Regions from separate parts of the Homo sapiens genome. Here region 1 is linked to region 2. Evidence: read pairs that join two places in POLR2A ChIA-PET (ENCODE). Cell type or tissue: Panc1. All regions are shown on one strand. Links, peaks and the distances in the headings refer to the core of each region. The heading gives the core; the rest is flanking DNA.

Region 1 (8,345 bases), core at 146-8,145, 240 kb before region 2:
GTTAATGATAAAGAAAGAGGCCCAGAGAAATGCCGTCAGACACTCAAGCACAGCTTGGAAGTCAAGAGAGTTTTTTAAGCCAGTAGAGTTTTTAAGCCAATCAGAGACAAGTTTTCACAAATCTTGGGAAAACGGAATGTGATGGCATCTGGCGGAACTGACACATAGCAATCATAAATGGGGAAATAGAGGAGGGCAGAGATAGCAGAAAAAAGCAAAGACAGCTGGCTCTTCTCCCATTTCTCATATACCTATGGAGGAGGGAATGGAAACTTGTGCAAGGGGGCTTTACAATGTCAGTTGGGGGAGGAGGCCACATTTTGAACTGTACTTCATAGTCCCTGAAGGTCCTTGATGGCCTCCACCCTGGAGTTAACTATAATACATTTTGAAAGTTAATAAAATAAACAGTTGATAATTACCTGAGTAGAAAAACAGTCTCTCCTGGCTACAAGTACCATCACAAGCAGTAGTCTTCAAATTTTTGTTGAAGTACCCCCGAAAAAAATTATGAAAAAAAGATGTAAAACAACACGTTTTAAGTAGACAAGTTTTAAAATCTTAAGAAGTAACAAAAACTGTAATTTCTCTCATACTGTAAACCAGGACATTTTAACATAAAAACCTTAAATGTAGGTAAAGAATCAAAATACCATAGTGAGTTGATAACCACTGTTGCTTTAAAAGTGTACGAATGACTTCTTAAACAGTGTGAAATTATACATTGTTTTATTTTCCATGACCTGATATTTTCATTTTCCTTTCTCTCAGTATTCTATCCTGATATATTCATCTTTGAAAGTTTTCACTCATACTCTTATCCTATTTATATGCTGCAATAATATTTATATACGTTAAATTTTTCTATTTATTTTCTGTAACTACAGGCCTTAAGTGTGAACATTTTTTCTTCTGTGTTTAGTTATTATTATAAGCATTTTTATACACAGTTAATCAAAACGCAATAAATATGTTAAAATACTGAACACATAGTTATAAGGAGGAAAATTTTACTGAACTATATTACTTAATGAGGAGTGTAACTTTTATTTTGTTAATGGATTCATAGATCCATAAATAAATATTACTTGCTGCTAGAGTAAGACAGATTTCAGCCTTACTACTATTGCTATTTTGTTTAAAAAGAGGCACTAAGAAGCCTTATTCACATAAATAAGTAGATACAAATGGAAGGAATTTTTTAATAGCATTCTCACTCAATTCTTCAAACTTTTTCCTCATGGGGAGGGTTATGCTTCTCTTGTGCAAAGTGGGAGAAAATAATCAATCGCAGAAAGGGAGGTGGGAGTGTAAAGCCATGGCTAAATTCTCAGATGGATTATTTTATTAATTAGGAAATAATAACATAGAAATTGAGGATCTGGAAAGTGCTCTCAGTGCCTCTATCTACTCCTGGGTACCCCTGGATACGTTTTTATGTATCCCTGCGTGTACATACATCTCAGTTTGTATATTGCTTGTCTAGAGCTCTCCAATGTGGTCCTGCAGCAGCAATATCAGCATTACTTGAGGATTTGTTGGAAATGAAAATTATAAGTTCTCCACCTTAGAATCAGGTGTCGATATTTACTCAACCAAATCAGATAGCAAAACTTCATTTTAATAAAGTAAGCACTAGATTCCTCTGCTCCTCAAATGAACAGTTTGCAGGAAAGCGTACTACAAAGAATATAATCTTTTCAGGAATGTCCATTCTGCTTGCTCTTTCAAAGGAAGAGAGCCTCTCTCCTTACTATGTATGTGCATTCCCCCAAATGCCTCAGAGTGTGGGATTATTTAGGATAAAGCTGACAAAGAGACAGAAGACCGAAAGCTCAGTGTAGCCCCAAAGGTCATTTTTTGATAGTCTGACTATCTTCTGCACAAAGCCCCCAAAGGCAGGAACAAAGTCTTACTTACACAGTAAGGATACAAAGATGTTTGTTGAACTGAATTTAAATAATAGTGTTTAAATACAATGCAAGAAGTGATATGTTTGGCATCTTAAAATCTGCCAATGATTTTGTGCTCACAGGACAGTTTTCCCAAGACCCTGGAAGGGGACTTGATGCAGTAACAAACCAACAATGATGAGGAAGTAGAGACTAAGGCAACAATGTATGAACAAGAAGGAATTAGCATCCGTCATTAGGGACCACCAAGGCTATCAGCTCTGGGAAATATTTTGGCATTTTATTCCTGTGTTTTTCAGTGCATTTAATATATGCTTCATTAGCTGATTTCACTGCATTCTGCTCACTACGGTTTTTATTCTGTAGGCTATCGTCTTAAGTATAAAATTATGACATGGGTCTTGAAGATATGCTATTTAAGTACACCCTCCCTGTGCTGCCACTTGAGAATGCCTAATCCCATCCCACACCCTCATCTTCCACACGATGCACGAAGAGTTTATGTCTCTTGCCTAAGACATACAACCAATTATCAATTGGAGGATTGGGTCTCCCTACTAAGTGCTCTCCTCCTGACAGCACCCTGCTGTAAGAATTCTGGAAGAAATCCCTACTTTAGTAGTAGAAAGCTCTACAGTCTGCAACATCAGGATTCTAGTGTCAGCTTCACGGTGCAGTGTCTTAGGTACTGAATAGACCATTTCATGTCACTGAGTCTTGCTAAAAATCCTATTTGACTCTACAATTTTATGAAGTCTGTCAACTTTGAGACATCTCTGAGGAATCTGAAGCTCAGAAATTTATGATATTTGTGATTAGATTATTACCTCTGTTATCTTCAGTACCCTTCCCTCCTCAGCTCCACTTGACTTTGCTAATAAAGCTTTTATTTTTCTGCCTCGGGGATTCATACAGTCTTTAGAAGACGTTTGAGAGTTTAGGCTTGGAATAGGCAAAGGGAAATGAATTCTAATGAAAGGAATTTCTTCTTATTTGTTAAAAAAACAAAATAAGAACTCCTATTTTATGATTGAATAAAAATATGAAGAACTAGGATTGTTAAGATATAAAAAGACCTCTCAGAAGCTATCTTTTATGCAAAATAGACTGCATCACTGTGATCTTCAGTGCCAAGCTAGAATGATCACAGGCACAGCAATCCCCAAAGCAAGCTCTTCTCTTTATGCATAATTTTAATATCTTCCTATCATGAAAAAATGATATTTGATTACTGAGAATTCCACTTCTTACCCTGCCCATCATATATTATTTCTCTTCAAAATACACTATAGAAAGATGGAGGAAAATCCTCTTTCCATTGAAAAGAGGGTCTAAGGTTCTTTAGAAATGGTTGTGTCAGAGGTCCAATAACTCCTTTGAACGACCAAGTCTCTGCATTTTTGTCATTGTATTCCCATCTATGTTATTTTCTGCAGTAATTTACTTGTCAGAAAGATCACAGGAAACTAGCAATTTACTTTGTGCACAAAGCATTGTGTGGCTGTGACTGCCTTTTCTCATAGGGCTGTAATCTTTCATTTGTCTAAATGAAATGATGGATGAGCAGGTATCACCACTTGGCATGCCAAGGCTGCTGTTCGTCCACGCCTCTCCCGCCTTCATGGCAAAGTGCCTCTGGCTGAGACACCCCTAAAAAAGGGGGCTGCTGGACCTAAGAGAAGGCTCTACATGAGGTTGACAACCAACCACTGGAGACCAATCCCTACAAGCAGAAATGTTTACATTGCTTAATATAGCTTAGTATCCTTGTATAAGAAAAGAGCCAAATAATTTCTTCTTTTGCATATCTAAAAATGTTGATAAACATATTAAATATTTCAAAGTTGTCTACCATGAAATAAGACAGAAAATATATTGCCTAACACTGACCCTTCTCCTTTTTTTTCAGCCAAAGGAAAATAAGCTACAGCATCTGTTAATAACTATTGGATTTCATTCATAAAGATGCGTTGATTGCCTCCCCTACACACACTCCACTTTTTAAGCTCAAACTCTGAGCTGAATGAACATAAACAGGCTTAACAACTTCATAATTTTCCCAGGCTTCGTTCCCATTCACCCATTTCACGTAAATGACAATAACCAAAATGAAAAGAGCTTAAAGTTTAATAAGAAGGTTTCACTTGAGATAATTATAGAGGCTTTGGTAGGCTTTCAGAACCCTCTTCATTATCAGAAATAGTTGGGAGATTTTTACTTCAATTCTGTCTGTGCAATTTACAGTGTGAGTACCATGCCCCAGAAACTCTGTTGTCAGGGATGTGAGCAAATGTTGAAGCCAAGGAGGTTTCTGGTATGCAAATGTCAAGCCCTCAGGGTCACCACTGTCAAGAAACAGAGAGCAAAAGGTGGATGTCCTCAATCTGGCAAAGGGTGTTGACAAAAAGCAGTCAGCAAAGAGCATATTTAATGTTGAAATTTTGAAAACATTTCTGCATGAGTTGTGGGAAGTAAAGTTTTTGTCAAGCAGAATTCTTACCCACTCCTTTCTCATACCACACATTTCCTCTTTAGGAGGCAAGTTGAGCAAAGATATATCAAACATCTACTCTGTGTTTAAGCATTAAGAGTGCAAAGATAAATAACAGATGGTTCTTGCCCTGAAAGAGCTTATGCATTATTGGACAAGGCAGGCAGAATCAAACTGACTATATCAAGATAAGTGCATACCAGCCATAGAAACAGAGCACTATGAGGCAGAGAACCCCCAAAATAGACATTATGTATACTTTTTCATATGCTGTCACGCATCCCTTAATGATGCAAATAGATTCTGAGAACTTCATCCTTAGATGATTTTGTCGTTATTTGAACATCGTAGAGTGTACTCACACAAACCTAGATGGTGTAGCCTACTGCACACCTAGGTTATAAGGGATGGCCTGTTACTGCTAGGCTACACACCGGTACAGCACGTTACTGTACTGAATTCTGTAGGCAATTGTAATGCTGTTGTGTATCTAAACATATCTAAACAAAGAAAAGGTACAGTAAGGATACAGTATTATAATCTTATGGCACCACTGTCTTATATGTGGTCCACCATTGACCGAGACATCGTTAGGCAGTGCCTGACTATATTTAGAAAGATGTGAATGTTTCTGTAGAGACTTTGGGAAATGACATACACTTAATTGTATCGAGTGTACTGGGTTTCTGAGTAACAAGTCATGCATGCATGCATGCACTCATTCATTTATTGGGCTTTACTTTACACCAGGTGTTTTGCCAGATCTTGGGGCTACAAAAATAATTTTGAATTGTCTTCTGCTCACAGGAGCTGTATGCTGGATATTGGAAAGTAGATTGAGAGGCCTTGAATGATATGTAGTCAAACACTATTCTGCAAGCATAAGGGTGCCAGGAAGATTTGGTTGCTTTCGTTATTGAACAAAAGAAAGAAGGCTATGCTAAAATCTTTGGAAAAAAACAATATGAGTGGAGAGGTTGGATTGGAGTGGGGAAAGACTGGTGTCAGGGAGGCACAATTGTTCTTGTCCAAATGATAAGGGCCTGAACTTAGAGTAGTACTTAGGTGTGTAGGGGAGACATTTTTAAAATAAAATAGAAAGAAAATAGTGTCTAGTTCAAGAATTTGTACTGCAAGCAAGAACAAGTGTCTCTGGCTATGAGAGTAGAAAGGACTTTATTGGGAAAATTTTATTAAGACTGGTTGGGATAACCAATGTGAGAGTTGAGAACCAGATGTTAAAAATGTAAAACAAACAACACAAAGGCAAATAAGGCTCTGGACAGCCAAGAGTAGGGAGGAGCTTCACCATCGCTGGAAGGAAAGATGTGGCTCAAATGCACTGGTGTAGCTGCTGCTACTCAGCATGACTCCCTCTGAACCTGTTGCCCCTAACACTCTGTTCCAATGATGTTAAGCCAACTGGGTGCCAAGCCTGAGGGTGCAGGGAGAGTATGTCTCTTTCTTAGGAAAGGAGAAGATTGTGTGTCGTTAAGTCTGGTGGCTTCTCCCAACTGGAAAAGGAGGTTTGGACATTGAACAGCCTCCCAATGGCAATTGTTCACCCCAAACCTTTATCATGGGAGACTTCAGAAGATCTAGATTTATTGACACAGTGAATGATAATGCCATAATTGACATAGGACATAGAACCAGAAGGAATGCAATAGCAAGTCCAGGTCAAATTAAATTTGAGATATTTTTTAGAAAGCTAAGTAAAAGCCCAGAAACTGGTTTTGATCTGGATGTCAGCACAGAGGCCAGCACTAAAGATGGAGTCCTGGAATTCCATTATCTAGTTGTATTATACTCCCTCTACATTCTACTGTCTGTCCATAACTCAGAACCACCTGAAAATACTCTACCCAGTTCTAGACTTGCTGCTATTATTTCACCCTCCTGTGTATTCTTGTATTTCATTCTATTCCCCGGTCATTCAAAATAGTATTTGGTCCTACAGTTGGGTGGAAATTATTCCTCAATTGCTCAACCCCAACACTGCTAATTCAGAGAAAAAAATGTGCCAGGAATTTCTCTGTCTCCATCCCATGCTCAGACACCACCTTTCCTTCATACCAAATTAATCACTTTGGGGTGTGCTCACTGGTGATTCCACACATAGTTAAGAGATCAGAAGTCAAGTATTTTTCAGTAAGAAAGCTCCAGTGGATAAATGGAAAAGGAGACAGGGGAGGTTATCCTGTCTATGATCTGATTTAAGGCTCTCGCATCACTCATCTTAACGTTGTCCCTGACATCATTCTCCACTCCCACTTGGCCTGGGATGCTGCATTCCTGCTGCCTGCTGCATCAGCTTACTGATGGTTTTGCATAGAGATTTTCTAACTGGGATTCCAGGTAGGGACTCATGAGGAAGTGAAAGGGAATAGGGAAGAGGCAAAACTGGGAGGCTTTGGGTCCTATTTTTCTGTTTCACCATAGCAACTCAGATTTTTATCTTTTTATAAATTAGTCTTTAATTTAAAATTTCCTTTGAGTACAGGTTTCCGATGTTACAAACAAGTTTATAAATCATTGCTATCTTAGTGCATTCAGGTTGCTATAACAAAATATCATAAACTGGGTAGCTTACAAACAACAGAAATTTATTTTTCACACTTCTGGAGGCTAGAAAGCCCAACATTAAGGCAGCTTCAGTGTCTGGTGAGGGCCTGTTTTCTGGCTTATAGAGGACACCTCCTTGCTGTGTCCTTACATGGTGAAGAAGTATAAGGCTCCCTCAGGCCTCTTTTATAAGGACACCAATCCCATTCATGAAGGCTCTTCGCTCATGACCTTGTCACATCCTGAAGACCCTACCTCCTCATACCATTACCTTGGGGGTTAGGAGTTCAACAAATAAATTTTACAGGGATTTAAACATTCAGTCCACATCAGTTGCTTATTTGATAGTTCTCAAAACCTTTCTGGCATCAGGATGCATTCACACTTTTAAAAATTATTAGGGCCTTTTTTTCCCCCAAGATGGTGGATTGGAGGAATTGTTAGCATGCCTCTCCCACTTGGAAAGACAAAATAGTTTGTAGAGACTCATGCTGTGAACTTGTTTCCAAGAGGCAACACAGGAAATTAACAGGAAAACTGAAAAATAAAAATAACAGAACCTTTGAAAGAAATGGCAGGCTGAGCCTATGCCTTGAGTGAGGAGGAAAATTGTAAGTCCCCAGAGTGTGAGAGGGGGAGAAACTGCCCCCAGGATATACATTCCCCACTGGGGAACCTGGCAATCCAGGCCACAGGGGAAGGCCTTATCTCAGTGCTGGAGTTGATTTAGTGTGTGGTGGGAAGTGTATGAGAAGGAGTGGCATTGGACATAATTTATAAGCACTCCCAGACTCCAGCTGGGATGAAGGGAACATATCCTTGATCCTACCTCCCAGGGGACCTCGCAGAAGTCTGTTGGCGAACTCAGTTGGTGGTCACAGGTGGAGGGAAGCTCCTGAGATTCATGATGTAATTTCAAGTTGGGACAAACCTCCTTGGCCAGAACAAAGGGGTCAGTGGGAAGTGTGTTGTAGTCATGGGCACAGGAACTGGATGCCCCTACTTCACAGACGGACTGAGAGGGGCATGGCCTGAAAGCTGTGGTTTCTGTCTCACAGGGAAGGTTTATGGCCTGAGGGAGATTTTAGTTCTGAGCTCAGACTGCCTGGCACTTAGCTAGCCACTGTTAGTGGAACACCGTAGGTTGGAGATCTAACTTGCCAAGTGCGTGGGTGTTGGGTGGGGCTTACTGTCACTTGTTACTCCCCAATCCCTCTGTGGCCTCCCTGGACTATTACCCCAGCAGCCAGAGAACTGCTCACTGGGGCCACTGCTTGCATCTGCATGTGGAGAGGCAGAGTGTGGACTTACCTGATGCAGCCCCTACCTGGCTTTGCCCCTCCACCTGCCCTGGTAGCTTAACACAAAGGACAGAA
Region 2 (8,345 bases), core at 50-8,049:
GATTTTACACATTGCCTTTGGCACCAGGCAACCACAGGTCTACTTTCTGTCGTTACAGATTGTTTGCGTTTTCTAAATTTTATACAAAAGTGTAAAAATAACAGAATGCTCTGTTTCTTTCAATCAACATAATTTTGAGATTCATCTATGTTGCTAAATTAGTACTTTGATCTTTTTTATTGCTAATTATTATTTCTTTGTGTGGACACATTGCAGTTTATACATTCATCTGTTTTATAGACATTTGGGTCCCCTCCCTCTGATTTTTGATTATCAAAAAATAATTGCCATAAACATTTGTGTACAAGTTTTTGTGTGGCTATATGTTTTCATCTTAGGCAAATATCTAGGAGTAGAATGTCTGGATTTAATGGTAGATGTATGTTCAGCTTTAGCAGAAGCTGCCAAACATTTTTCCAAATTGATTTTACCATTTTGTAGTCCCAAGAAAATAGATACAAATTTTAGTTGCTTTATATTCCAACCAACATTTGATGTTAGTCATTTTAATTTTAGCTATTTCAATGAGTATGTAGAGGTATCTCATGGTGATTTTAACTTTTTTCCCTGATGACTTATGATGTTGAGCACTTTTAAATGTACTTATTAGATGTCATGTGTTCTTCTCTGAAATGTCTTTTCTTTTTTTTATATTTACAGCAGCTTTGTTCGTAATTGTCAAAACTTGGAAGCAACCATGATGCCGATATCCTTCAGCAAGTGAACAAATAAATTAACTGTGGTACGTCCTGACAATGGAATATTATTCAGCACTAAAAAGAAATGTGCTATCAAGCCATGAAAAGCCATGGAGGAAACTTAAATGCATATTACTAAGTGATAGAAGCCAATCTGAAGAGGTTACATACTCTGTATTCCAAGTATATGACATCTGGAAATGACAAAACTATGGACACCATAAAAAGATCAGTGGTTACCAGGGGTTGGGGATTGGGGGATGGATACCTGGAGCACAGAGGATTTTTAAGGCAGTGAAACTAGTCTATATGACACTATAAAAATGGATACGTGTCATTATACATTTGTCAAAGCTCATAGGATGTACAACAGCAATAGCAAACTCTAATGTAAACTGTGGACTTTGAGTGATTATGATGTGTCAACATAGGTTCATCGGCTGTTAACAAATGGACCCCTCTGATGGAGCTATAAATATGTGACAACTTGAATTCTGCTTAATGGACTTCCTTTCTTTCTTATTTCCTTTCTTTCTTTCTTTCTTTTTTTCTTTTTTTTTTTTTTGGTTTGTTTCTTGCATCTTATGTTATCTCTATGGTAAGTTTAGCTAAATGAAAAATTCCCAGGATTGTAAACTGATTGATTAGAAATTATTTGATTTTTCTTTATTTCATTTTATGTTACTTTTTAAGACCCAGTCAAGGAACATTTCCATATGATGTGCGTGTATCCATAGAATTATATCATGGCTGCATATGCAGTTTTAGCCTATGCTATAAAATGCCTGCTTTTTAAAAAAAGACGTTATTTTCTTAGAACAGTTTTAGGTTCACAGCAAAACTGAAAGGAAGTTACAGAGATGTCCCATATACCCCTTGCCCCCGCCACACATTTGAAACATCTTTTCAAATCTTTTCCTCATTTATTAAATAGCTTGTTTTTCTCATTATTGAGTTGTGATATATCTTTATGTATTCTGAATAAAGTCCTTCGTCAGATCTACATATTACGAATAACTCCTCTCACTTCGTGGCTTGCTTTTTAATGTTCATAATGTTGTCTTACAAAGAGAAAAAGGTTTTCATTTGATAAAATACAATTTTTTTATTTTTAAAATTTATGATTTTGTGTTTTCTGTGTTCTGTGTAAAAATCTTTGCCTATCCCAGGGATACAAAGATTTTTATTCTTTTTTTATAAGAAGTTTTATAGTTAAGTTTTACCTTCAGGTCTGTGATGTATTTTAAGTTAATTTTTTCATATGCCATGATGTAAGAGATAATGATCCTTTTTATACAGATACCTGTGTGCTTTCACTCCAGCAGTATATAATCGATAAATATTTCTACATATAATCTATCTCTATATCTACATTAATCTAACATGAATTCATATTAATGTCTCCTACTCTAATCAATTACCATATAGATCATTCTAGCTATTGTCAGGTTTTAGATTTTAGTATATATAATAGTACACTAGTTGTTACTGGGTTTTACTTAGTAATTCCATTTGTTTAATAGCTATAAAACTATTCAGAATTTCTCTTTCATGTTGTAGTTTTGCTAATTTTTACCTTTAAAGGAATTTGTCCATTTTATTTAAGTTCTCAGGTTTATTTTACTTCTGTTTTTTTGGTCCTTTCTGTGTTTCGGTATCTGTCCTGAAGACGCCTGACTTGGTGCCTTTGCCTGACAACTCTTTAGTGTTTAACTAAAGGCAGCGAAACCATCCCCAGACATGAATTGGCATGAGCAGAAGAATCACATTAAAAGATTGGCTAGAAAACCTATTGCTGTTTAAAGAAAAGGATTTATTAAAAGTAAGAGCATCAGTGGTGCATCCTTATGTCCTCCCTTTCTTAGAAAATCAGTTTTCATAATTTCTCTTTGAATCTGACAGGCTTTAATTATATAACTGGTAGAGAAATTTAACTTTGATTTTCAACATGCAAGAAAAAGAGCCAGGAAACTATATGTATATATTAATGTATTAGCTAATATTTAGTGCAGAGAAGTACAAAGGAGAAAACAAGAGTTGGATAATTTTCCTTGTCAGATAACTTTTTGGTATTTTTATAAAATTAGCAATGTATGAGGCTAAAAATATACAAAAATGTACAAGTCAAAAAAATAAAATTCTTTTCCTTTGTGCCCACCCCACCTCCCAGGCTTTCTCCAAAGTGTAACTGATTGACGGTTTTATATATCTTACAGTGGGGGTTGGAGGTCATTGCATGTCCTTGTGTCTTTCTTTTCCCTGCACGTTTGTATGTTTATTTCATAACAAAATAATCATACTAGATAGACTGTCCTACACTTTGCTTCCTTCACTTGCATTATGTGATATTTCCATATAATTTCATACAGGTCTAATTTATTCTTTTTAATGACTTTACAGTGTTTTATTATTTTACAGTCCCACATCCCTGCAGATGGACTTTGGTCGTATCTAGTTTTAATCTTTTACAGACAGTGCTGCAATGGACACCCATATGTGTGAAGATAAGGCCATGCCACACACAAATAATTAAACACACATATTAACATAAAATTTTTTCATGTATATTCAGGGGCATTTTTAGAAGTAAACTTTATTTGAGTGTGTGTATATGTAGTAAAATTACTGGGTCAAAGACATGTTTATTTTATATTTTGATAGGTATTGGCAAATTTTCCTTTTGTAAAATTATACCAAATTATTATCTCACTTAACAATTTATGAGAGCTCACATTTCCCAGCTCTCTAACAGCTCCAGATGACCTCAAACTTTTAAATTTGTTGTCTTCCTGAGAAGTAAAACATGATATCCCATTTATTTTTTTATTTACATTTTCATGAATGAGTGAAACTGAATATCTCTTGTATGATAACTATTTATATTGCTGTCTGTACATTGCCACTTCACATCCTTTTGCCATTTTTCTGCCAGGTTGTAAGTCATTTTCCTATTGGGTGATTTGAATAAGCTGTCACTAAAAAAAAAAATCTATAAATATGGCAAAAATGTTTTTCCTTGATCTTTTGACAATGTTCATGTTTTGGTAGGTTTATAATTTTTCTGTTAAGGGGAAAAAAAAATCCCTTAACCATATAACTGTGTACTTTCCAAGAAGTATTTTTATTTTTCCCCTTAAAGGTATATCTCACTATGTAGGTAGAGATTCTTCTTTCATTCAAAGAATAGCTCAGTATTCTTTTATCAGAGAGAAGGGTAGAAGAGAGAGTCATTTGTGCTTTCTAGGTGCAGGCTGCCCAGGCGAATAGCTTGGCTGAGTGTTTGGTTTTCTCCCTGTGGTTGGATGAAACATTTTTTAGTTTTTTATTTTTCCCTGCTTCCCAATTAATTTGGGGCAAAAGAAACCTGAAATAAACACTAAGAGAAATATTGTTCTTAGTTTGCTTTCAAATTTAGAATGTATTCTGTAGATAACATAAAGTAGACTTAAAAATTCTAGATTCTAAACTTTTGACACCATTTATATTGTGTATGTGTTTAAAACACAAGTAACTCTCTCTATGAGTTTTCTCCATTTAAGCCAGCTTTAGTTTGGGGCATTTTTCTTTAGATGACACTTTTATCTTTTCCACTTTAAGAGGCTGTAAGTTGTAGAGAGAAGGTTAATCTTAGAAACTCTTTAATTAACAACAACAAAAAAATACCTATCAAGATTCCCAGACTTTATTTGCTTCCTCTTAGCCATAGTTGTGATAAAAGACTATGCCAAATTTTTTTTAGATATTGAAAGAACTTTAGAGACCACGGAAGTGAGATTTTTAATCAGGTGATTGCTGGAAGTGAAGATTATTGTTTTTCACAAGAGAGCAGAGAAATCCTTTGAGACCCAAGATTGCTTTCCAGCTGGCCATCTCCTAGGCATTCACACTCCTAGGCTTGCTGGGAAGTCCTCAGAGCTCTGGCGGTGCTTCCAATCTTTTCTCACAAGGTGCCTTGCTGTTTGGCTCCTGAGTCATGAGGCACCAACAGTTTGACCAGGCTCTCTACCCAGCTTCGAGCCTAGTGAGCAGCTTTACTCTTCCTCCTCTTAGGATGGAGGAATCAATCTGCAATTACAACTTTCTAGGGGCCTGCAAAATCTGCAATTTGCCTATGGTGGGCAGTCAATTGACCCACCTTAGAGAAAAGTTAGGCTTGGTGATTTCACTCTTCCTCTTATAAACCCTTAGAGCTAAGCAAAAGAAAAATTGCAGGCAACCTGTCATAGAATCTGGCTATTTTATATGAGCTCTGGGGTGACTTAGAAATGGTTGTGATTTTTGTAGCCCTTTGTGTCTTCAAAAGAGCTGGCTCGGCACAATTTCCAGGGAAGCATAATGTTCCTTTGGATTTTTCTCATTTTTCCTTCTGACTTATACCCTATGGTTTCCTATGTCCCCGGCTTCCCTCTGACTGGATAAAGTCTCTAATCAGATGCACTTTCCATGCTCAGAAGTGTTCTACCATCAAAAATTACCTTCCTCCTTCTTTTTCCTTCAGAAATTATTACCAAATTCTTTTTCTTTTCTTTTTTTTTTTTTAATTGAGTTAGGTTTGATTCAGTATTAACATTTTCCTCTTTTTCCCCTAGCTTTGCATTCTATTAGCTCTTTTACTTATAATTAGAGAAGAGTAGACAATGTCCTTGTGATGCTAAGGATATTCCACACTTGGCTCCTTTTCAATAGTTCTGACTCAGCAGAACAGGAGGGAGCAGCATGGAATGCATGGTGGTCACCCTGGGAAACTTGGAGCAACACGGTCGAGTCCTCTAAAAGGTCAGCTCCATGAGGGAAGCGTAATTTTCTATTTTATTCCCTGCTGTTTTCTCAGCCCCAGAACAAGGCCTGGCACATGTACGTGCTCAGCAAATACTTGTTGAATAAATGAATGAGTAGATCAATGCTTTGTTTCTTCTCCCTGGTCCACCAAATAGGAAAAATATATTTGTGAACTGATTGATCTCTAAATTGTGCCATAACAAATCTTCTCCAAATGTAATAATTTTAAACAGCAATAATCATATATTATCTCCCACAATTTCTATGGACTAGTGAAACCACCATTGAAAAATTATAACCGAGACAGTGAAAAAGATCTGACCCAGGCAACGCCATCTTGCTTCTAACCTCCAAGCTATCCTTGTTCATTCCTGGGCATAGGCTGAACTAACTTTGGTGGAACTTAGTTTATAGTTTAAAACAAAGATGATAATAGCCTTTTCTCAAAACTAACCTCCTTCTTGCTTGAGGACTAGACTGCCTTTGTAGGACTAACAAATTAGCCACAAGATTAGAAATTATGGTTTAGGAGTCATGCAGCTGGAGGCTACAAGTTTCTGACCCTCCCCAAATGGCTCCTGGGGATAACATCACCATTGTAAAACCTAAGAGCAATACTTGAGATATTTTGCAGACTCTGCACTTGATGGATCAACTGGCACCACCCAGATAGATAAAATGGCTCATTTGATCTTGTGGCCCCCACCCAGGAACAGACTCAGCACAAGAAGACAGCTTCAACTCCCTATAATTTCATCTCTGACCTAATCAGTCAGCACTGCTGACTCACTGCTCCACCCCCCACATCAAATTATCCTGAAAAACCCTGACCCTCAAATGCCTGGGGAGACTAATTTGAGTAATAATAAAACTTGGGTCTCCCACACAGCCATCTCTGTGTGAATTACTTTCTCTATTGCAATTCCACTGTCTTGATAAATTGGCTCTTTCTAGGCAACGGGCAAGGTGAATCCCTTGAGCAGTTACATTAGGGTGTGGCTTGACCTATGATTGGTTTTGACTCAGTCTCTTGTGAGGTTGAAGTCATGAAATTGAAACCACCTTTGCATAAATTTTATTGGTGATAAAATTATGGTAGTAAGGGAGATCTGATCTAGCCAATCCCCATCCTGCCTTTAGCCTTCAATCTGCCCTTAGTTATTCTTAGGCTTAAGCCAAACTAATCTTGGTAGACACTTAGTTTATAGTTTAAATGATGATAGCCTTTCCCCAAAACTCAACTGCCTTTGTAAAGCTAATGAAAGACCACCAGGCTAGGAGGATAGAGGAGCCTGAATTCTACTAAGGTGTAGACATAAAGGATTGCCAGCCATTATTCCTGGGGTCACAAAATATGCAACTTCCCCAATTACTCCTGCAGATAACATCACTGTTGTAGAACCTAAGATTGGCCTTTTGAGATATCTTTTCAAGTTTTTTGCATATCTGACTACTGATGACTCTGCCTGGACCAGCCAACCACTCCTGTAGCCCCACCCAGCAGTGACTCAGCACATAGGAGCAACATTTCCCATACCCCTATAATTGCAGCCCCAACCAATCAGCAAGCACCCATTGCCTAGCAATCTCCACCTCTTCCCCCAAACTAGCTTTGAAAAACCCCTAGCTTCTGAGCCTTTGAAGAGACTGATTTGAGTGATAATAAAATTCTAGCTTCCCATCATCTGGCTCTATGTGTATTAAACTCTCTATTGCAATTCCCCTGCCTTGATAAATAGGGTCTACCTGGGCAGTGGACAAAAAGAACCCATTGGATGGTTACAATATCAGCTAATGGTTTCCAGGGACTTTTGGCTAGAACATCCACTTATAGCTTCTCCATGTGTCTTGGGCTTCCTCAAAACATGGTGGCTAAAGGGCAGCATTGAGAGAGAGAGAAATAGAGAGGTAGAATATGTCCTGCCTTTAATGACTTTGTTTTGGAAGTCATGCAGCACCACTTCTATGTCATTATATTGATCAAAGGATTTACAAAGATCCCCTCAAGCTCAAGAGGAAGAAACAAAGACCCCATATCTTGACGGAGGAATGCTAACATCACATGTAAGAAAAGCATGTGGAATGGAATAGAAATACATACGGATGTGACCACTTTTAGATAAAGCAATCTGCCATAGGGTATGACTCCAGTTGCAGCATACACACAAGAACGCACACACACAAATCTTCCCCTGAGCCCTGACAATAGTGGGATTGAGGCTAACTAGGGCTCATGAGTTTAGATTTCAATTAGCAAAGAAGTATGGGGATTCTTCTGAAATGTTCACCTATAGGGATGAGAATTGCTTTGTGCAACCTCTTGCAAAGCATTCTTTGAATTGCATCTGACACTCATTTGAAGGGTATTTAAAGGAAAAGAAGGCTAGGAGTCAAAATTGAAAGTGCAAATTGCAAATGCTTCCCTTCTAGAGTGATAGGGCTATAAATACCGAGGCTCTTTCTGTTAAACAACAAATGGAAATGCTCCAGAATCAATGAGAGATGTTAGCACCAGGGAAAAACAGCATCTTAAATCCTTACATTAACAATTAAATCAGACACTTTTGACACTTTCTCGGAGACACTCCTGGCAGTACTTTATTCTTCATGGCACGATTCAGAAACTCACAGCAGGTGACAAGCATATTTTGGAGGATCATCAGTTCAGCTTTCCCAGCACTCTTCCCAAACATAATTCAATATATTATATTCGAGCCAGTTTCAGGTTTTTTGAAAAAAGGTGATGGGTAAAAGTAAGTAGGCTTCCAGAAATGTGCTCCATGGCCTTAAGAAGCTAATGGCTGCAGAGAGAGAACTGACCTTCTCAATAAGAGTTGAATATTAACACACTCAGAAAAAGAAACTGAT

The links. ChIA-PET counts read pairs that join two places held together with the same protein. Peaks named below come from ENCODE experiments on the same cell type or tissue, not always from the same donor. Only the 100,000 strongest peaks of a DNase experiment are listed, where the experiment ranks them.
Region 1: POLR2A ChIA-PET joins it to region 2 with 7 read pairs; 3 of 35 experiments call an interaction of 5 or more read pairs at or near these places.

What each region holds. Positions count from the first base shown.
Region 1 is chr2:150,387,871-150,396,215 of GRCh38, reverse strand. No RefSeq gene overlaps it. Among named protein-coding and RNA genes, the nearest start is that of RND3, 96 kb to the left of the region's middle. In Panc1, for the core only: no CTCF peak of the experiment used is centred there; no DNase peak of the experiment used is centred there.
Region 2 is chr2:150,145,148-150,153,492 of GRCh38, reverse strand. LOC105373682 (a long non-coding RNA gene) reads left to right here. Exons shown (of 2, transcript XR_923467.3): 2 at 661-2,860. Among named protein-coding and RNA genes, the nearest start is that of LINC01818, 20 kb to the left of the region's middle. In Panc1, for the core only: no CTCF peak of the experiment used is centred there; no DNase peak of the experiment used is centred there; H3K27ac peaks cover 1,202 bases.